Regions from separate parts of the Homo sapiens genome. Here region 1 is linked to region 2. A link is an interaction called in ENCODE POLR2A ChIA-PET data of the cell type or tissue named here. Cell type or tissue: MCF 10A. All regions are shown on one strand. Links, peaks and the distances in the headings refer to the core of each region. The heading gives the core; the rest is flanking DNA.

What was found. ChIA-PET counts read pairs that join two places held together with the same protein. Peaks named below come from ENCODE experiments on the same cell type or tissue, not always from the same donor. Only the 100,000 strongest peaks of a DNase experiment are listed, where the experiment ranks them.
Region 1: POLR2A ChIA-PET joins it to region 2 with 12 read pairs; 2 of 35 experiments call an interaction of 5 or more read pairs at or near these places.

Annotation. Positions count from the first base shown.
Region 1 is chr12:27,536,699-27,547,996 of GRCh38, forward strand. The region is part of intron 1 of PPFIBP1 (PPFIB scaffold protein 1); the gene reads left to right. Among named protein-coding and RNA genes, the nearest start is that of PPFIBP1, 18 kb to the left of the region's middle. In MCF 10A, for the core only: no CTCF peak of the experiment used is centred there; a DNase peak (open chromatin) is centred at 6,133.
Region 2 is chr12:27,587,313-27,598,610 of GRCh38, forward strand. All of the region lies in intron 2 of PPFIBP1 (PPFIB scaffold protein 1), which reads left to right. It also overlaps the pseudogene C12orf71BP. Among named protein-coding and RNA genes, the nearest start is that of PPFIBP1, 69 kb to the left of the region's middle. RefSeq lists a silencer at 5,516-5,575. In MCF 10A, for the core only: no CTCF peak of the experiment used is centred there; DNase peaks (open chromatin) are centred at 4,599, 5,489 and 6,179.

The DNA of each region.
Region 1 (11,298 bases), core at 1,483-9,482, 50 kb before region 2:
CTGCTCACTTGTGGGCTCCATTGTCCCATTGGACCTGACTTACAAAACGCAAATTCAAAATTATTATCATTCTCAAGATGGTGACAGTAGAGTATTAAACCAACTGTGGGTCTTTTCTGAGCATGGGGTCCTGTGTTACTGCCCAGGTCACAGGTCCATGAAGATGTCTCAGAAGTCAAAGAGCTCACTTTTGAGGCTAAGTTTCCCTTGGTCCTAACGTCTCAGCTTCATTATTAAAGTTTGCAATGTAACAGGTTTGTGGGTGGTAGCCTAGGGGACTCTCTTCTGGTCATCAGCAAGGTCATTTTTGCCTTTCAATAATTTTTTAATCACTCTTCATTCCCCCTACCAGTATATCTGGGTTCGCATCCTCCTTCTCTCTGATACAGACCTTGCCGTTGTCTCCTACTGGAGCCCTGCAGGTAGTCCCTTCTCTCTCTCTTTTTTTTTTGAGACGGAGTCTCTCACGGTCACCTAGGCTGGAGTGCAATGGTGTGATCTCAGCTCACTACAACCTCTGCCTCCCTGGTTCAAGTGATTCTCCTGCCTCAGCCTCCTGAGTAGCTGGGATTACAGATGCCTGCCACCACGTCCAGCTAATTTTTTGTGTTTTTAGTAGAGATGGGGTTTCACTATGTTGGCCAGGCTGGTCTCAAACTCCTGACCTCGTGATCCGCCGGCCTCGGCCTCCCAAAGTGCTGGGATTACAGACGTGAGCCACCGCGCCCGGCCCCCCGTTTCCTTATTCTGCACCTTACTGCCAGACAAATTTTCCAAGTAAGTTTGGTTCCAGGCCACCCTGCCTACTCCAAAGCTTTCTTTGACCTCCTGTGAGCCATGGCTTACAGCAGAGTTCTCATCCTGTGTTCCCGGGGTGGAGACTGCATGGAGACAGGGTTGGTTTGGCCTGCGTGTTATTAATAAAGAAGTTTCAGCCAACACTTGCTTTGGGAGGGTTTACTTACTGAAATTCACCTATTGAAATTCAGATTTTAAAAAGAGGTCTGGCCACTGTGGGCTCTTGTTTCCTTGTCCTGCGCTGGTGCCTTAAAGAACAAGATGGACTGGGCATGGGGAGAAAGATGCCCAGTCCATCTTGTTCTTGGGTTTACTCTTAAGGCAGAGTGATTCTTTGCTGTGGCAAAATCTTCACTTTTAGCTATGTAAATGGAAAGCAGGTATCTGGCTATTCTTAAGAATGGTGTGAAGCAACCTGAATGTTGATCTTTTAGTCTGAGAAATTAAATTCCCCGTTCATAACGGAAATTGGGTGTATGCTTTGTAGCAGCCTTTGGTTGCTTTTTTTAGGAGAAATATTTCTTAAGTCTCGCCTGGCTATTATTACCACTGTATCATCTTGTGACCTCATCTGATCTTGACCTTTCTCCAAGCTTGCCTTTCCCTGCTCTTCTGTGCAGAGGACTCCGGCTCCAATCCCTGGATGGCTTTAAGTCCAGCAAACCTTTCTGTTTTTCCTATCGCTCTTCTCTTTGCTTAACCTCTCCTCTTTCCTCCAGACCCACTTAAAAGCAGTTCATCAGGAAAACTTAGCTGACAGTCTCAGTCAGAACTCACTCGTGCAGGAACTTTGCAGGAAGCAGGTAATCAAATTTTGGGGTTTTAACTGCTCAAGTACCAATTCGGTGGTGAGTTAAGGTTGTCTTTGAAGGTTCCTTCCAGCCCAGTGATTTTGAGATCTGGCATCTACTTGTTATTTGAAATTGTACTTTGTGATAGGAACTTTACTTGCAGTATCTCAGTTAATTATGACGTAGCACTAGCATTACCTCCATTTTACAGATGAGGAAACTGAGAATTTTTTCCAACACTGACTCTCAAAATGGCTCTTTTCTGGATTTGTCTTATTTCTTCAAATAGATTATGGACTAGTTGAAGACCATGACTGCCTTTGTTGACAATGCTTGCTACCTGGTAGGAACTCAGTAAATATGTGATGAGATGATTGGTTCATTCAACCAATATGCATTAGGCCTATACCAGGCTCCATGGAGATGCAAAGATGCCCCAGCTAGAAAATGCAGTATTAGTTATACTCTAAGCTTGGCCTCCTACCTGGGCACGAAAGTAGTATGGAATGGTGGATCTTGGGCTCTGGAGTTAGATGGACCTCATTTGTCAAATAGGGGCAGTAATACTGTATACTTTTGTAGCAGTAGTTTTCAATTGCAGTGATTTTGACCTGTAGCAGTCATTTGGCAATGTCAAGAGACATTTTTTGTGTCACAACCTGGGGGTGGGGGTGCTGCTGGCATTTGGTGGGTACGTTCCAGGGATGTGGCTAACCATCCTACAATGCACAGGACAGCCCCCCACCAATGAAGAATTATCCTGCCTCTAAGTATCAGTAGTGCTGAGGTTGAGAAATGCTGCTTTAAAGAGTTGTGAAGATGAAACAAGATAATGACTGCAAAGAGTTTGGTGTAGTTAGCTGTTACTCCAAGAAAGCCATCCCAAAGACTGCAAAATCATACTTTGAAAGGCAAACACCAAAAGGCTTAATTTCATCAGCATCAGTGATTCTTGCCAGTGAGAAGCCTTATGCTAAGGATTTCATGCTGTCCTGTTTAGGAGTGGTGACAGACTCACTGGAGATTGTTTATGTTACACTGTGTACTACCATGAGCTGGCGTGGGTTTATCAGAGCTGTAAAAGCCATTATTAGTTTTTAGGATATTCCTGGTAAACTTCCTGCTTGCTTTACTAGTTTGTTCTGTGGAGATAATTTTGGTGTGCGGGTTTAAATCTTCTGATGGAAAATGTTTTGACTATCAAATTCCCAAAACCTGTTTTGATACGTGAGACATGAAACGTTTTGGTTTTCACATCAAGAAGCCCTATGTTTTTCTAGCCTTGGATTTTAAACAAAGCAGCTTTCCCCACTGTTTACTGCCTTACCTGCCTATCTGTGGGAGTAGAAGGGTGGAGAGCTAGCTGCTGGATTTCCATCTATTGTTTATTGTGGATTTATATTTGAAATTGTTACACTTTTTTTGTAATTATAAAGGTAATATATGTATCTTATAGAAAATTTGAGTAACATAGAAAAAATAGAGAAGACACAGTTAAAAAAAAGGCATCAGTAATACTTTCACATGAAGGTATAATTAGCTTTGGTGTGTTGGTGTGTTTTCTTCTTTTTCTATTCCTATATTTTTTCCATAGATGAAATATTCTGCGTATGTAATTTTGTGTCCCACTATTTTTAAAACTTCACATTGTTTTATTTTCATTTCCTTACACTACTAAAATGTCTGTAAATATTTCTAAGGACTGTAAAACATTCCATCTGTGGGTGTTTCATTATTTAATCCCATTGTAAAAATATAAAATATAGCCTATTTTCAATTTTTTTTTTTTTTTAGAGACAGGGTCTTCCTCTGTCACCCAGGCTGGAGTGATGTGATTATAGCTTACTGCAGCCTCAAAATGCTAGGCCCAAGTGATCCTCCTGCCTCAGCCTCCCATGTAGTAGGATTATAGGCATGTGCCACCATGTCTGGCTAATTTTTTTTTTTTTGTAGAGACTCTGTCTCAAAATATCAGTAGTACTGAGGTTGAGAAACGCTGCCTTGAAGGGTTGTAAAGATGAAACAAGATAATGAATGCAAAGAGTTTGGCGTAGTTAGCTGGTACCCCGAGAAAGCCATCCCAAAGACTGCAAAATCATCCTTTGAAAGGCAAACACCAAAAGTCTTAATTTCATCAGCATCAGTGATTCTTGCCAGTGACCCTGTCTCTACAAAAAAAAAAAAAAGTGATCTTCAGCCTCACAAAGTGTTGGGATTACAGGCATGGGCTATTGCACCCAGCCTATTTTCAATTTTGACGAGCATTTGTGCATTCAGTATTTTCTGTATTTCAGATCATTCCTGTCTATACAATAGATGATCACATGTGGAACAAAAGGATTGGATATGTGTGGATATTTTGATTAGTATTGTTGTCAGCTGCCCCAAAGCTTCTACTAATTTTTGCTCCTGTTAGCACAGTGATGTTCTCATATTAGTAGCATTTGATAATTTTCTAGGAGAAAATAAATTTTGTTTTTCTTTTTAATGTATTTGATATTATTGAGCTAAATCATGTTCATATGACTATTGGCTGTTTCTTAACAAACTGTTCATGTTCTCTGCCCATTTATTGGGAATTAGTATTTTTCTCATTTGTCATAAACTCTAGTTCGTGTATTTCACTTATGAATCCTCTATCATAGTTGCTGCAAATATTTTCACCTGCTGTTTCTAATTTTTAAATTCGGTTTGTCTTTTATTTTTGTTAGTGATATGGAGGTTTAAAATATTTATGCAGGCTAATCTATTGATTGTCTTTTGCACTTGCGGTTCTCCAACTTTCCTCTGTCTATACTAAAATGAACCCTTACTGCTCTGGAAGTCTCTATTCTGAATAATCAGTGTTTAAAATTATATCCCAAAGTAGGGTATCACAGGGTTTCCTGATGAGGATAAATGGGCCTGAAGTGCTTATGGGCACCCACTATGTATCATGGGAAAACTTGCACGTGTGTGTGTGTGTGAGAGAGAGAGAAAAAAAAAAATAGAGAAAGTTGGTGAGAAAAGGGGAGGCTGTTTTTGGGCCGAGGGTTGTTTGTTTGGCTTTTTCATTTCTTTTCCCTTGATAGAAGTGAGCTTACTGAAGGCAGCGGGGCTTCCATAGATTCCTGAAACATCTGAGTGACTGAAACCAGCGGCTTGCTGAGCGAGCTGTGACTACACCTGGCAAGGGGTGTGTTAGGCATGTGTTGAGTCTGTGAGAAGGCAGGCGGAGCAGAGACTCAGGCCACATCCCATCCAGTTCTCACCCCTTAAGTTTTGCTCTTTGAGGCTGCAGGCTGTTGCTCAGCCTCACCCAGGTTGAGTCCTGTGGGAGGACTCATAGGAGCCCACAGCCCTATTGCAGCTCACCAGCTGCACTAACTGTAGCTTGAAGACGAAGGTAACAACTAGCACTTACCTGGCACTTAGCTGTTTTGCAAAACCCTTTCACTAGGGCTTTTATAGATGCTTCTCACCTCAACCTTATGAGCTTAAATACTGTTTCCATCTCCATTAATTTGGAGGAAACCACCACTCAATAGATGCATCATTAAAATCCAGAGCTTCCGACTCCAGGGCTGACCTGCTCTACTTCAGAAAGAATTCCATCATTGTGTTTTCTGGTCGTAGTTTCTTGGTGGTACTATTAGGCAGAGGGTGGCACCAACTGTTTTAGGTTTTGGAGTCAGACATATCTTGACTGGAATCCCTACATAGCCCTATCTTGGCACTGTGACTTTGTTACTTACCCATCCTGAACCCTGGTTTTCTCATCTGTGAAATGGAAATAACAATGTGTACCTTGTAGGAATATGGTAGACCCTCTGGATCTGAGGGTTCCACATCTGGGGATTCAACCAATAGCAGATGGAAAATATTTGAAAAAACAAAATAACCATACAACAATAAAAATACAAATAAAAAATACAATGCAACAACTATTTACATAGCATTTACGTTGTATTAGGTCTTAAGTAATCCAGAGATGATTTAAAGTATATGAGAGAATGGGAAGATGTGTGTAGGTTATATGTGAATATGTAAGGAACTTTAGCATCTGCGGATTTGGGTATGTGTGTGGGTATCCTGGAAACCAATTCCCCATGGATACTGAGGGACAACTGTATTAAAAAGATTAAGTTGAGATTGGTGCAAAAGTAATTGCGGTTTTTGCCATTACTTGCAATGCCAAAACAGCAATTAATTTTGCGCCCACCTAGTATATGCAAGATGCCTAGTGCAGCACCACTGTGCTCATTCATTGTAGAAGCTCAGTAATGATTGTTTCTGAATCTCAAAGCTGAAAATGCTGCTGTTCTTTTTTTGTTTGTTTAAAAGTTTTAGAATTGCTGGTAGATCTGCACAGACGGGAAATTCTAGTGAATATCACTATATTTAGATGCTAGAAACACTTCTTTATCTGATCTATTTATTTTTCTGTTGAGTAGACTTTCTTTTCTGTTGTGGATAAGTCATCTGCATCTCTCAAATCCTTATGCTTAGAGAATTGCGTGATGACTCCTCAGCTTAGGATTGTGCTCGTAGGCAAAACATGTTTTGTCTACGTGTTCATGTAAAAAGCACAGACGGCTCTCTTGAAGGGCAATAACCCTTCTCTTACACATAGTTGAGATTTTTGGCATCATTCATGGAGTTGTTACTTGCCTAGGCTTCATAAACATTCAGGTACCAGAGCAACATTAAAAAAGAAGATTGTAGAAACTCATGAGAAAAGACAAATCTGTTACATAACCCAGGGGAGGCAAGTTGCTAAGTAAATTTTTATTTTTCATCCCATCTAAAAGTTAGGTTAGATTTGATGGGTCTTTACGCCAGACCTTGTTCAACCACATAAAAAAAACTCCCTGAAATTAAATCATTTTTGCCTGAAGAATTTCAACATGAGGTTGTCTTGCCATTGAATGTATAATGTGTGTTTATTTAGGCTTTTTCATTTTAATAAATTGAGCCAAGTAACTACTATAAATACTTTAATTTAGAATTATAATCCAATGCAGTCTTTTTTCTATGGAGTTAAAAATACCCTTTGGGAATCCTCTTTAAATGTGTCCTGGACCTTCTTATTTTTTTATCCCTGCTACCATGGTTGCATTTTCAATAAGAAATCAACTTAGTATTAGAATATGAAGTTATGCTAATGTAAGTGGGGCTTTATTGGGTTAAGGGTTAACATTCTTACATCTGTTCTGGGAACTTTAGATCCGTTGCCCTATGGTTTTTTCATTTTTTCCACCTTTTGGTAGGAAGGGAGAGACAATGAGGAGAAAGTCTTTTTTATATGATTTATACAAGTTTATAAATTAGAGTTTTAATATAATTCACGCCATGTATATGCTTCACCTAAAACATAGATACAGTTAAGGTCAGTGATTATGTGAAATTTACATGATTTCTAAGTTTCCTGTCATGTTTAGAGTTCAAGGATCAAATTGAGCATACCGTTGGCTAAATCTTATAACGTTTGCAAGCTGAGTGCAGGACGTTGTGAAATGCCTCACCCAATTGTAATAGTCAGTAGGAAATTCTTTTCCTAAAATTTCAAGCCTGTTGCTTGTCTTTTTTTCCCAGCCCCCCACCCCGCCCCTGCTTTTTTTTTTTTTTTTTTAAGACAAGGTCTCACTCTGTTGTCCAGGCTGGAGTGCAGTGTCGTGATCATAGCTCACTGCAGCCTCAACCTCCAGGCTCAAGCTATCCTCCCACCTAAGCCTCTCAAGTAGCTGGGATTACAGATGCACACCACCATGCCCAACTAATTTTTTGATTTTTTAATTAGACATAAGGTCTGGCTGTATTATCCAGGCTGGTCTCAAACTCCTGGGCTCAAGTGATCCTTCTGTCTCAGCCTCCCAAAGTGCTGAAATTATAGGCATGAGCCATCATGTCCCCCCTGATTTTTAAATTTGCAGCCAAAGTGGACATTTGGAGGCAGAGGTGTTTGTGGTGATAATGGTTAGGAGAGAATGGACAAACAAACTTGGTACTGACTTGACTATTAACTGACAGGATACAAAGGACTAAAAAATATGCCTAGTGATGGGCAAAGACTTCATGACTAAAACACCAAAAGCAATGGCAACAAAAGCCAAAATTGACAAATGGGATCTAATTAAACTAAAGATCTTCCGTACAGCAAAATAAACTGTCGTCGGAGTGAACAGGCAGCCTACAGAATGGGAGAAAAGTTTTGCAATCTATCCATCTGACAAAGGACTAATATCTAGAATCTACAAAGAACTTCAACAAATTTACAAGAAAAAAACAAACAACCCCATCAAAAAGTGCGCAAAGGATGTGAACAGACACTAATCAAAAGAAGACATTTATGTGGTCAACAAACATATGAAAAAAAGCTCATCATCACTGATCATTAGAGAAATGCAAATGAAAACCACAATGAGATACCATCTCACGCCCGTTAGAATGGCAATCATTAAATAGTCTGGAAACAACAGATGCTGGAGAGGATGTAGAGAAATAGGAACGCTGTTGGTGGGAGTGTAAATTAGTTCAACCATTGTGGAAGACAGTGTGGCGATTCCTCAAGGATCTAGAACTAGAAATACCATTTGACCCAGCAATCCCATTACTGGGTATATACCCAAAGGATTATAAGTAATTTTACTATAAAGATACATGCACACGTGTGTTTATTGCAGCACTATTCACAATAGCAAAGACTTGGAACCAACCCAAATGCCCATCAATGATAGACTAGATAAAGAAAATGTGGCACATACACAACATGGAATACTATGCAGCCATAAAAAAGAATGAGTTCATGTCCTTTCAGGGACATGGATGAAGCTGGAAACCATCATTCTCAGCAAACTAACACAGGAACAGAAAACCAAACACCACATGTTCTCACTCATAAGTGGAAGTTGAACAATGAGAACATATGGGCACAGGGAGGGGAACATCACACATTGGGGCCTGTTGGAGGGGTGGGGGGCAAAGGGAGGGATAGCATTAGGAGAAATACCTAATGTAGATGACGGGTTGATGGGTGCAGCAAATCACCATGGCACATGTATGCCTATGTAACAATCCTGCACGTTCTGCACGTGTATCCCAGAACTTAAGTATAATAAGAAAAAAAATAAGCCTAGTGATCCTGAGATAACAATCCAGTTGGGTAGCCTCATGCTGATCCCTTCAAATCACTTTGTCACCAGCCCTTTGAAACAGAGCCAGGATAGTACATATGAGAACCCAGCAAGTTTCACCAGGGATTTCTTGTTGCTGGCTGGTTGGCTCAGGGAGTAAATAGAGTAATTAGTGCTCATTAGCACTCCCACGAGCTATAATGCATCTACCTGAGGCAGAGAGATGCTTGCCTGTGTTCCTGAAGCATAGAAATCTCCATGTGATCTCTTCAGTCCAGACATTTTTGCACTGCAGAAACAAATGCCAACTTGGCAAGAGTAAAATCCTCCAAGTGCCTCAAATAACAGTAGGCAAAACCCGTGGACTAGGGACAGAAGGCTTTCCTAGGAACGGTTAGTGTGTCTAAGAAATTGGTGTGCTGTTTAAAGCTTTCTCTTCTCCCCCAACCGGCCGCCTCTCAGTGTATGCGACTGAGGTGAACCAGATTAGTCAGAGATGTTGGACACGGTAGTCGTATAACTTGATCCCCTCAGCCTCTTGTCAGCTGTACTTCAGAAGCTATAGTCTCCATTAATGGAGGGTCTGGATTGTAGAGTCATTGAGAAAGAAGAGAGAGCAACCTTTGACGGTGATCTGCGGCCCTGTCCAGGACCTTGTGCCATTGATAGTTCTTGTTCCTGTGAAATATTAATCTGTGGTATGAAGGTGGGAGTCACAAAGGGAGGAGGGAGCCAAGTTTTGGGGGCTTGGTACACATGCCTGGAGAAACATGTAGATAAGTTGCGAATTGGCAGATTGTTGTGGGAAAGAAGCCTCAACTAAGAATCTGGCACTCTGATCCCTACATTGATTAGCTGTGTGATATTGGGCAAGTCACTTAAGCAGTTATAAAATTGTTAGAACGATACCAGCCCAGCCCTCACTGGGAGGGCTTTAAGGATCAAATGAGATCACATGTAAAATGCTGTAAAAAATTAAATAATAGTGTGATTTTTGAGTTTTTATATGGAGTACATTAGCTACATTTTAGACATCCTCACCCAAACCTCTGGTAAAAGCACCTGCTTTTCCACTGACTTCCAGGCCTGTGACTCTAATTCCATCCCTGTACCCTAAACTAGACTGGAGCCTGTTTGGATGCCAGGTAGTTCCCTTGAAGTTTTTTGGAAGATAGTGCTGTCTCCTGGGCAAGACAATAGCAGGAGCTCCTGATTCCTGCATTGGCCTGTCTGCAATCCCCTTTCTTGGGAATGCAGTAAATTCTACAAAGTCATCATTCATCTATCAGTTACACAGGAATTGTTCCCTGTTCTTAAAAGTTTGGAACATTGGCTGGCTGCAGTGGTTCATGCCTGTAATCCCAGCATTTTGGGGAGACTGAGGTGGGTGGATCACTTGAGCCCAGGAGTTCGAGACCAGCCTGGGCAACATGGTGAAACCCCATCTCTACAAAAAATGCAAAAAACTGGCCAGGCATGGTTGTCCCAGCTACCAGGGAGGATGAGGTGGGAAGATCACTTGGGCTCAGGAGGTTGAGGCTACAGTGAGCCACGATTGCACCACTGTACTCCAGCCTGGGAGACAGAGTGAGACCCTGCCTCAAAAAACAAAAACAAATAACCAGTTTGGAATGTTATGAATAAAGTGTTCAGGACTCAGTTTCATACTTAGGTGGAACTGTTCTTGCCGGGTAGCTTTAGAATGAAGATTTGCTAGGATTTGAGGTTATAAAGTAAATATGTCTTTTGTGGGCAGCCATACTCTGATGGTTAAGGTTGGGAACCCCAGATGTGGCCTCCTTTGCTCTGGTGGCAGTTTTCAATGCCACATGATGTTGGGACAAGCAAATCACTACCTTTGCTAGGTCTCGCCGCCTTTACTTGTGAACTTGCTGTATTCCTGTGCATTAACTCCTGTCCCTGTTGACTGGGTTGGTGTTCAGAAAGTGATCTGAGCTGAATATCAAAAATGTGTAGTTTTTAAACTGAGTGGCTGTATGACGAGTATTTTTCAAAGACGGTTATCAGCCTTTGTAGGGCCTCTGAAGGAGCCTGTGACTTCCTCGTACAATTAGAAAAATAATGCTCTGCATTAGTTATCTTAGAAAACTGCTGCTGGTCTTAAATTAGGTTCCCTAGAAGCAGACTCTGAGACCAGGAGTGGGGTGCTGAAGGATTTTGGGGGTGAGCTCTCAGGAGACACCTGTAAGGAAGGAACAAGGCAAGATTGGGCAGAGGAGAAGCTGACTGGCAAATGTGGTTGCGTCTGAGACCCCAGCCACTTCTATGGGGAGCGCTGGATGGTTCTTCAGAGCTGTCCCCATTTGAGCAAGGGGCTGGACTTTTGTTTGCCTACATCAGCTAATTCCTGGCAACTGGCCACCCCTTCTGGGGGTATCACTTTGGGTGAGGCTGTGTCCTGCAGCTGGCTGAGGACCTTCCTTGTGAACCATCAGCAGCTGGGGATGGGTGTATTGGCCCTAAAAAGGACGTCTGGGTGGAGCAATATAGTGTCTACTATACTGTCCCAAAGAATCTAACCCTTTGAGAAAGAAACAAGTGGGTAGCGCCAAATGCCCGGCATATGGCAAGTCCCT
Region 2 (11,298 bases), core at 1,318-9,317:
TATATAATCTCATAAGATATTACTGTTGGCCAGGCGCAGTGGCTCACGTCTGTAATCCCAGCACTTTGGGAGGCCGAGGCGGGCGGATCACGGAGGTCAGGAGATCGAGACCATCCTGGCTAACATGGTGAAACCCCGTCTCTACTAAAAATACAAAAAAATTAGCTGGGCGTGGTGGCGGGCGCCTGTAGTCCCAGCTACTCGGGAGGCTGAGGCAGGAGAATGGCTTGAACCCGGGAGGCGGAGCTTGCAGTGAGCCAAGATCGCACCACTGCACCCCAGCCTCGGGGACAGAGCAAGACTCCATCTCAAAAAAAAAAAAAAAAAAAAAGATATTACTGTCATACAAGTGTAACAGATTTAATACTTTAATAGAGATCTATACTACTTATTTACTAGAGCTTTTCTTTATATTTTCCCCATCTTTGTTTTCTCTCTGTCTTTTTTTTCCTGGACTACTTGAAAGTAAGTTGCAGATATCATGACACTTCTACCCTTAAATATTTCAGCCTAAATTTCCTAAGAACCTAGTCCACATTCAAAACCAAAATATCCTTTACTATAGTTTTTGTTTTGCTTTTGGTTTTGATCAAAGATTCCATCAAAAATCACAAATAGCAATTGGTTGTCATGTTTCTTTCATCTCTTTTATGAACTCTCTTGTCTCCCTGTCTTTTTTGTGTTTCCTTATTTTGTGTTTCATGATGTTAACATGTTTTAAAAGTCAAAGACAGTTGTGTGGTAAAATATCGTATAGTCTAGATTCATCTAACTGTTGGTGTCCTCATAATTAGATTCAAATTAAACATTGCTAGCAAGTGTACATTGCTTCTCTTCAGAAGGTGCATGATATTAGCTAGGCTGAGTTTAATCACTTGGCTAAGTTGGTGTTGACCAGACCTTTCCATTGTAAAGGTGCCTAATCCTCTTGATAACTAAGAATGCACCTGTGGGGTAATCTTAGAGAGCATGTGCATGTTTTTTTCCCTGACAGTGATTCACCCAATGGTTTTAGCATCTATTTTATGATTCATCTATTATGAATCAATTATTAAGTTGCTGGTTGCAATATGGTACTAACTTGATCTCTAAAGTCATTTTACTGAAGAAAAATTCTCCTTTCCATCCCATGTCCTGCTTGGGGAAAATCTTGGCCCAAAAGACGCATGACAGAAGGATCGATGAAAGTGAAACTTGAAAACAACTATCCAAACACACATTAACTATGAAGATGTTTGAAGGGTTTTCTTTTCCTTTCTGAGTGGGTATGCAGGAAACCTGTACCCTAGGGTGAGAGCTCTTTATTTTAAAGATTTGTACTTAAAATAATCTTTATTGCTGCAGGTGAGGAAAAACTAAATAAATTGCTATTTATTTTCTTTTGGACTGAGAGAATTCAGTAGCAATGAGATGAATTTTCTTTCAGTGCCACAATCTGAAAAGCTGTGATGTTTACCATACCATTTGAAAATGTCTTAGAAGTAGTTCCTTATAAAGCATATTATATTGAAATCAAATGGGCATTAAAGCCATGGAATTCCTTTGAAAGGTGGAATAAAGCGGAAATTGTTTTGTCTTGGTACTTCTTGATCTAGACTAATAATCCTTTGGGGGAATTTATCCTGAGGCTTTTTACCAATTGTGCTCATGACTGGCTCCCTCAGTGAATGTTATCTGATGAAGGTCTTATTTCACTTCTGAAAGCACAGCGTTGTTCTATTTGTTTGAGGTATTAGTAGGTAGCAGGAAAAGATCGACTCCAGGTAATGCAATATAAAACCCACCCGTCCATCTTGAAATTGGAGGTTGTCCTGCATGCTATATAAGTTCTCCCACTTGCAATATATAATGAGGAGACATATTTTTGAAGCAATTAACTGTTCCTTCAAAATTGTTCTTTATTGTTGGTGTAAGGACTTTAGCACTCTCTAGGAAATCGTCTATAACTTGCTTCATTTTTCTTTTGTTTTGTAAGAGGATTTTAGACTCTATTCTTGTGGCCAGTTAGACTTGGATCCGTGCATCCTCTTGAGCCGTGAATTTTCTGGTCTCAAAGTCCCAGGCTCAAGCGATCCTTGCGCCTCGGCCTTCCAAAGTGCTGAGGTTATAGGCATGAGCCACGGCACCTGGCCCATAATGTATTTGACACTATAATTAAGAGATACTGAGATATTTCCTATTTTAAAATACTTCGTCCTGCTTTCTAATATATAGCATGACACCCAACCTCAGAGGGTATGGAAAGCTTACTTTACTGTAAAGACTTGCAAAGCACACTGCTTATATTTTAGGGACAGGTTCATACCTGCCAAGCAGGTTTATGAAACACTGATGAATAAACACAAGTATGTCAGAAATCTTACTAAAGAACAGTGCATCTTATTCAGTGTAGACAGTCTTCTAAAGTATTTTGGTTGAGTTCGTCCTAGAGCTTAATTGCGAGAGTAAGAATTAAAATAATAAAACTGGTTGCAAGTCTTTTGAGAGTAAGATATGTCATCTTTCTTTCAGGCCTATCATAGTGTCTAGTCTAAAGCAACAGTAAGGCTCCTTGCATATTTGTTGAATTAAATTTTCAATTTAGTTTCTGAATTCCTTGGTCCTAATAGATTTCTCAGTTGATAGGTTGCCATCTCACTTGACGTCTACTTGATGGCTATGTTCTCTTCTTGTCTGCCTCCCTTTTCACTCCTGTTCTTGACCCTACTGACCAGTCTTTTTTGACTTAAAGAATAGCAACTCTTTAAGCTGTTGTATTTCACTTTTTTAAAATTATATAGACAGGATACATTAAAAACATTTAAAGAATTACATAGAGTCAGAGAGATAGATTACTTTCTACTAAATGCTGTGTTAGGATTTTGTTTTTTTTGTTTTTTTTGAGATGGAGTCTCGCCCCATTGCCCGGGCTGGAGTGCAGTGGTGCCATCTCTTCTCACTGCACCCTCTGCCTCCTGGGTCCAAATGATCCTCCGGCCTCAGCCTCCCGAGTAGCTGGGATTACAGGCCCCTGCCACCATACCTGGCTAATTTTTGTATTTTTAGTACAGACAGGGTTTTACCATGTTGCCCAGGCTGGTCTCAAACTCCTGACCTCAAGTGATCTACCCACCTCGGCCTCCCAAAGTGCTGAGATTACAGGCGTGAGCCACTGCGCGCAGCCCACTGTGTTAGGATTTGCAATATAAAGGAACTAAGACCTGGTGGTTGCCTTTAGATCTCACAGTCTACAGGTAAAATGGATCTATAAAGAGGGCTGAAAAGTACAAATCATGGCAAGAAGGTGGCAGAGCAGGGACTAGGGGACAGCTAAAGGAGGGTCATGATCCCTTTGCCTGAGGGATCAATATTGCCCAGTAGTAACCCTAGAGCAGGTTCTTTAAGGATGAGTTTCCCAGGCAGTCAGGAAATGGGGAGGGAAATCCCTATGGTTTTGTGTATTGGCCCCAGTGAGAAGCAAGTGTGTCCCCTTCGGGAACTTGATGAGTATAGATTTTAAAAAATATCTGGGAGAAGAGAAAGGCAAGGCATGGCAGATGTTACTAGATGTGGTAGACATGCCAAGTTTGGGTAGGAGGTATATGGGTTAGATCTAGAGGGAAGCAGTTAGAAGTTGGGGAACAGGAAGCCTTTTACAACCAACCTCCCCTTGCTGAATGGATTATTACTTCATTAGAACTCAATGTTTACCCACTACAGAATATTATCACTCATAGTCTTTATAGTCATATATTTGCCTGATTTTATCTCTTAAATAAGGCAATTGAGCCTAAAGATCAAGACTTTTTTTTTTTTGACAAGCTAGAAAGGTATCTGACACTCCTATTTGCTAAATATTTGTAGAAGGAAGAAAGAAGAGAGGAAGGAGAGGGATAAGGGAATTGAAATTGAGGAAAGGAAGGAATTTGAAACTGAAGAGTCATATGCTTTGCCACATAAACTCTGAAGGTCACACAGGATGGTAGTGCCAGCAGAAGAAGGAGGACGTTGAGTGAACCTGTGATTGAATGAGGAGGATGGTAGAGATGCTGGGAAGGTGAGAGTCAGGACAAGAAGGCTGAGGGCACCTTCCTCAAAGAAGTTGACATTCAGTGGAACGTTCAATGACAATTGCAAAGGAGTTTCAGAGGGCAGAATGGAATGGATTGGGAGAGGACTTGGTTAAGATTTACTGAAAACCCTGAACTTTTGGTAAATACTGCTCTGTGTGGGAAATGTTTCAATGAGAATTGACTCTTAATTAACTCTCACTCTTGGATATCCCTTGAACAAGTTGTCTGGAGAGTTCCTCAGGAGAATGTCTACTTGCAACAACAGTAATAATATTTATCAAGTGCTTGTGTTACCTCATAAACTCTCACACTAACCCTGTGAGGTATGTATTATTATCTTCCACTTCTTTTGAATGAAGACAGCTAGACTTAGAGTGGTTAAGAAGTGTTCACAGTCGTCACATTGCTCCTAAGTGGGCCACTACTACAGCCAAGGCAACACATGCTAGAACCTGTCAGGTACCTGGGGAATATCAGAACTGCTGTCTGATCTCTGAAATTGAAATTAATTTCCTCAGTGACTCAATACCTACTGCCACTCACTCAAGCCCTGCAAGTTCAAGCCAAATCATCCTGCCACCGCAGGAATGTGATGGGTCACGCTGCTACCTACTGAAAATGGGGATTTGGGTTAACTAGAGTAAAATACAGTAAGAATGGGTGAGAGGAGAGAAAAAGAATACTTCAGTTTAGGAAGCATAATACTACTTAAAATTTCCTGAGAAAGAATTTCTTCCCTTGGAAGTGCATCTTCCCAGGAGGTTGTGTCCTCACAGGGGGTGTCCTCACACGGGAAATAGCCCGCAGAGAGGCTCAGGTTGGAATTGGATTTGGAGCTGTCGTCCTTTCTGTCACTGTTAGAGGATGAATATGCAATGGAGTTCAAAGGCACAAATCTGTCAACTTGAGAAGCTTCAAAAAAGAACAGCACATATGCTTTCAATGTGAGTCAAGATGGTGTGCTGGAAGAGGAAGACATGGGTAACAAGAACGTTTATTTTGTTTATTGAGGAAAAAATAAACTATTGGGGATTATCAGTGGAATCCTATCTTATGGATTATTTTCAACTTTCCAAAAAGTTGAAAAATCTGTCTATATAGGATGTCCTAATTCAAGGGTTTCTTGAGGTTGAATTCTCTTGCCTCTGTGAAAGAATCGTTTCCTTGGTGCTGGCTGACGGGGACTCTTGGTGGCTTTCACAGGATGATACCTCCTCAGCAGAGGGGAGAGGATATGCTGCCTCAGCCAGCTGAAGGCCCACCCAAAGTTCAGGCAGCACTGGGCCTGTGTGTGGGAAGGAGTGTCATCCTTCTCCGGCTGCTCTGACAGGATTGAGATCTCTGGAGCACTTGTCCTTTGGCTGGCAGTTGCCTGGCTTATCATCTGCCAAGAAAATAAAGAATATGTTAGGTAGGCGTAACCATGACAGCAGCCAAGTCAACATTTACTCATTTATGGAACTCACATCCTTTTAGCAAAAATAGCCCAAGTAGGCTGGGTGCGATGGCTCACACCTGTAGTATCAGCACTTTGGGAGGCCGAGGCATGTGGATCACTTGAGGTCAGGAGGTCGAGACAAGCCTGGCCAACATGGTGAAACACTGTCTCTACTAAAAATACAAAAGTTAGGGTAGCAGACGCCTATAATCCCAGCTACTCAGGAGGTTGAGGCAGGAGAATCACTTGAGCACGGGAAGTAGAGGTTGCAGTGAGCCGAGATCACACCACTGCACTCCAGCCTGGGCAACGGAGAAAGAATGTCTCAAAAAAAAAAAAAAAAAAAAAGCCCAAGTGTCAATGCAAAGCTTCAATGTAGATACAGTTTTTAGTCCTTCTCCTTGCTTGCTACCCTCTTGTTTACCTCAGCATTCCTCAGTCTTTTCCCTAAAACTCCACCCTGACTCCTTTCTTCGTTGTCTGTCTCCCACTGGTATCACTTCGGGCCCCTTGGGACCTGCTTCCTAGTGGTCGTAAGATTCTGTGGTTCAACCCAGGCCTATCCCTTCCTATCCTATGAGGCATCTCTGTGCTCACCTCAGCCAGCTCATGTTCCTTAAGCCTTAGAGGAGTCTGTGGAGACTACATAACATCTTTATTTTCTGGTGGCTTGCACTTGGGCAGGTCTTGACAAGCATCATGTTCTTGATGACTGACCTGAACCATTTCTGGAGGGGAGCTGCCGTACAGCTGGAAATCTGAGTAGTTTCAGGAAACACAGCATCATCATCTTCATTGTCTTTCAGATTTTCTAGAAATGTCTGAAACTCTTGCACAAGATTATTCAGTTTGCTGACAGATAGTTTTGTCCTCTCTTTTGGGAACTTGTTTATCCACAGGTTGGCTCCATTTAGAAGCCTATTAGCTATTGAGTCTGTGTTGTCAGAGCCAACGTCCATGTCCCAGGCCAGGAAGATGTTCAGTTTGCAAAACTGTCTGGTTCGTCCTGAATTTGGTATTGTCTCTTCATGTGTTTCCTTATCCTTTCAGTCCCCCATGCCCCTTGGATGGGAGGGAGAAAGTGGATGGAAGGACCCTTGGAAGGTGCGTCTTCCCAGGAGGTTGTGTCCTCACAGGGGGTGTCCTCACAGGGGAAATAGCCCACAGAGAGGATCAGGTTGGAATTGGATTTGGAGCTGTCGTCCTCTATGTCGCTGTTAGAGGATGAATATGCCATGGAGTTCAAAGGCACAAATCTCTCTCAACTTGAGAAGCTTCAAAAAAAGAAAAGAAGAAAAAAGAAAAAGTAGGTGGGACCGGGGAGAAGAGAATCATGGTACTTAAGCAAAAACATTATCCATCCCCTTTTCTATTTTTTTTTTTTTTTTTTTTTGAGATGGAGTCTCACTCTGTCATCCAGGCTGGAGTGCAGTGGTGTGATCTCGGCTCACTGCAACCTCCACCTCCTGGGTTCAAGTGATTCTTCTGCCTCAGCCTCCCAAATAGCTGGGATTATAGGCACCCGCCACAATGCCCAGCTAATTTTTGTATTTTTAGTGGAGATGGGGTTTCACCATGTTGCCCAGGCTGGTTTTGAACTCCTCACCTCAGGTGATCCACCCACCTTGGCCTCCCAAAATGCTGGGATTACAGGAATGAGCCACCACGCCCAGCCCCATTCCCTTTTCTATTCAGAACTACCCCATTTAGATTGAAGTCTTATCCTATTTTTATAATCTCCCAGTGAAGGGCAGAAGAGGCAGCCCTCTGCCTTTCAAAACTTACTTCATTGTGTTATAATCCTCTCTACTAAGCATCTCCACCTCTCATCATTTGTCCTATTACAGTTTTAAGATCTTGTATCATAAAAGAAAAAGATCATTATATAAAATTGGAAAAATGTAGAAAAGTATGAAGACAAAAACAAACATGCCATGGTCCTACCTTCTAAAGGTAATAACTATCAAAACATTTTGATGGACTTCCTTATCTTTTCTATTTATATAAACACACACATATATATCTGTACATTTATATAATATATCCACATATCCATATATGTGAATGTGGCTATCACATCAGTTGAAACAGATTATTTTATGGCATAGCCTACAACAAACATATATATGGTTACTCTGCAATTGTTAATTCTTATTAATGACCATTAGGTGGTAGTTATTGTTTTACTAAATAAATCTGTAGTAAACCTGCTTTTCCATAAATCTTTGACTATGACCCTTATTTTTCTATGTGTAGGATTAATGGACCAAACATCACAAATATATTACAGTCTTCTGCTGGTTGATACCAAATTACTTTCCAGGAAGGTTTTGCTGTTTAGATGCCCATCCTCCCATCATCTGATGACACTTTTTAGTCCAGCTTTTTCTGTGAAGCCCCGGAAAGCAAGTAGGGCTGGAAGAATGCGTGCACACGCGCGCGCGCACAAACACACACACGCGCATACACACATGCGTGTGCTCACACACACACATGCACGCAAGACTGTCACACCCTGCTCTGGTGGCTGCCCACATGGAAGAAGTGCTGCTAACTCCTGAGGCAAGAAGGGGAGACGTGAGAAATCCTTCACATCCCGAGTCTCAGTGGCTAAAAGTCCAGCTGTCAGAAGTCTGTGTTCTGAGACTGTTGGTTACCATGGCAACAGAAAGACCTGAATTAGAGCCAGGAATGTGGAGAGAGAAAAGGAAAAACGGGGATAGAAAGCCACAGAATTATCCCTTTTGCTTCCAAAATATTCTGTGCCCTAGGCCGGGCGCAGTGGCTCACGCTTATAATCCCAGCACTTTGGGAGGCTGAGGTGGGCGGATCACCTGAGGTCCGGAGTTTGAGACCAGCCTGACCAACATGGAGAAACCCCATCTCTACTAAAAATACAAAATTAGCCGGGTGTGGTGGCCCATGCCTGTAATCCCAGCTACTCAGGAGGCTGAGGCAGGAGAATCACTTGAACCCAGGAGGCAGAGGTTGCGGTGAGCGGAGATAGCGCCATTGCACTCCAGCCTGGGCAACAACAGCGACACTCTGATCAACAACAACAACAACAACAACAACAACAACAAAATATATATATATATATATATATATATATATATATATTTTATGCCCATACCATCCCGGATTGAAGAGGATTCCTCTTGAGGGTAGAAGGACGAATGCATGGAGGTTACTTCTCTCTTGTCAGGTGGCTAAGATGGTTCCCGTCCTTAGGAGATTTAGAGCTCTAAATAAGGGGCATGGGTATAAATACACACACACACACACACACACACACACACACACACATATGCTTACAAATGGCAAAAAGCCAAGAAACACTTATCTGACCTAAAAGAACCTCAACGCATTGGAATCTATCAATTTCTAAAGATCTTTTCCAAATATTTGTCTCCATTTCTGCTTAACAAGATTACAGTTAAAGTTTGCCATGACTCAGTCTCACTTTTTTCACTGTAGAACTGGCTTAAATTCGTTTGTTCTGTTAAATAAGATGTTTAAGGAATTCTGATGACATGATAGAAGAAATAGGCAGAGTTATAGTTAGAAAGAAGCAGATTCTACTACCCAATAGATGCAGCCTGGCAGGTACCCACAGACTGCCCACAACTTCCCTGAGTGATTGTGGACCTGGATTAATCCTGGAGGCTGTTTAAGTCAGAAGTAACATGTTCCCCAGCATTTATTTTATTTTGTTTTATTATTATTTTTTATTTTTAGAGACAGGGTCTCACTCTGTTGCCCAGGCTGGAGTACAATGATGCCATCATAACTCACTGCAGCCTCAAACTCCTGGCCTCAAGCAAACTTCCTCAGCCTCCCAGGTAGCTAAGACTACAGGTGTATATCACCATGCCTGGCTAGTTTTCCCTAGCACTTATTTAACACTTATTATATGCCAGATCTTGTACTAAGCACTTTATATGTGTCATTTTTTAATCCTCACAGCAACTCAATCAGTTAAGTATCATCATATGCCCCATTCAATAGAAAGAGGAACCAAGGCATGAATGGTTGTATAACTCTCTCACATTCCCTGATCATAAACCCAGAACCTAGATTCAAACATAGCCAGATTCAAACATAGGTAGTCTGGCTTCAGAGCCCATATCCTAACCTCTACACACTCTTGTCTCAGGAGGCTGACCACCCACCTCCTCCCTGGAAGATTCCTGGGGGAATTGATCCAGGCCGAAATAAACCCATGTTCTGGTTTCTTGGAAGAAAATCCGTTGAGGGGAACCGCATGTTCTAAAAGTACTTGCAAGGGGTACATATGGTATACAGGACTGGCTAACAATGGTGTCCATATTTGGGGCAGGCCAAAATGAGATTTATTTATTTATTATTTATTTATTTATTTTTGAGACAGAGTCTCGTTCTGTCGCCCAGGCTGGAGTGCAGTGGCACGATCTCGGCTCACTGCAACCTCCGCCTCCCGGGTTCAAGCAATTATCCTGCCTCAGCCTCCTGAGTAGCTGGGATTACAGGCGCCCAGCTAATTTTTGTATTTTTAGTAGAGACGGGGTTTCACCATGTTGGTGAGGCTGGTCCCGAACCCCTGACCTCGTGATCCACCCACCTCGGCTCCCCAAAGTGTTGGGATTACAGGCGTGAGCCACCGCGACCGGCCACCAAAATGAGATTTAAAATAAGCATTCAGCTTTCTCTTTGGCATAATGGGATCTGGAGTCGTCTCTCTAGCTGTTCATAAAAAGTTGGTGACTGCCTTCCAGAACTCTGGGGGCCTAAAAAACAATTCATAAGTAGCTTCTTCTCCATGCTGCTGGAGTAGAGGCGGAGGAGAAACTATGTTTTGTCATTACTCATGGAAATGGAGCACTTTGAACTGAATATAAACATTTAAGAAAAAAATGATTTCCCAGCGTAAACCACCAAAGTTTAGAGTGATCCCGAGGATAGAAGAGCTTCAAAGGGAGGCAGCCTCAGAGAAAACTTTAAATTTTATTTATTTATTTATGTATTTATTTATTTATTTTTGAGATGGAGTTTTGCTCTTGCTGCCCTGGCTGGAGTGCAGTGGCATGATCTCCAGCTCACTGCAACCTCTGTCTCCAGGGTTCAAGGGATTCTCATGCCTCAGCCTCCCAGGTCGCTGGGATTACAGGCATGTGCCACCACACCCGGCTAATTTTTGTTTTTTAGTAGAGACGGGGTTTCACCATGTCAGCCAGGCTGGTGTCAAACTCCTGACCTCAGGCGATCCACCCACCTCAGCCTCCCAAAGTGCTAGGATTACAGGCATGAGCCACTATGCCCAGCTAGAAGTTTTACTTATTTGTACCATTTCTCTATGATATATTTGTAGAGATACTGTATTAGTCCATTCTCATGCTGCTAATAAAGACATACCCAAGACTGGGTAATGAATAAAGAAAAAAAAGTTTAATGGACTCACAGTTCCATGTGGCTGGGAAGGCCTCAAAATCATGGCAGAAGGCAAAGGAGCAGCAAAGTCACATCTTACATGGTGGCAGGCAAGAGAGAGAGCATGTGCAGGGGAACTCCCCTTTATAAAACCATCAGATCTCATGAGACTTATTCACTGTCATGAGAACAGCGTGGGAAAGACCCACCCCCCATGATTCAATTACCTCCGACTGGGTCCCTCCCACAACACCAGAGAATTATGGGAGCTATAATTTGAGATTTGGGTGAGGACATAGCCAAACCATATCTGATATATTCTCTATAATCTGTGTGTGTGTGTGTGTGTGTGTGTGTGTGTGTGTGTGTACACAACTTTGAAAATATACAACTCAGGTAGTG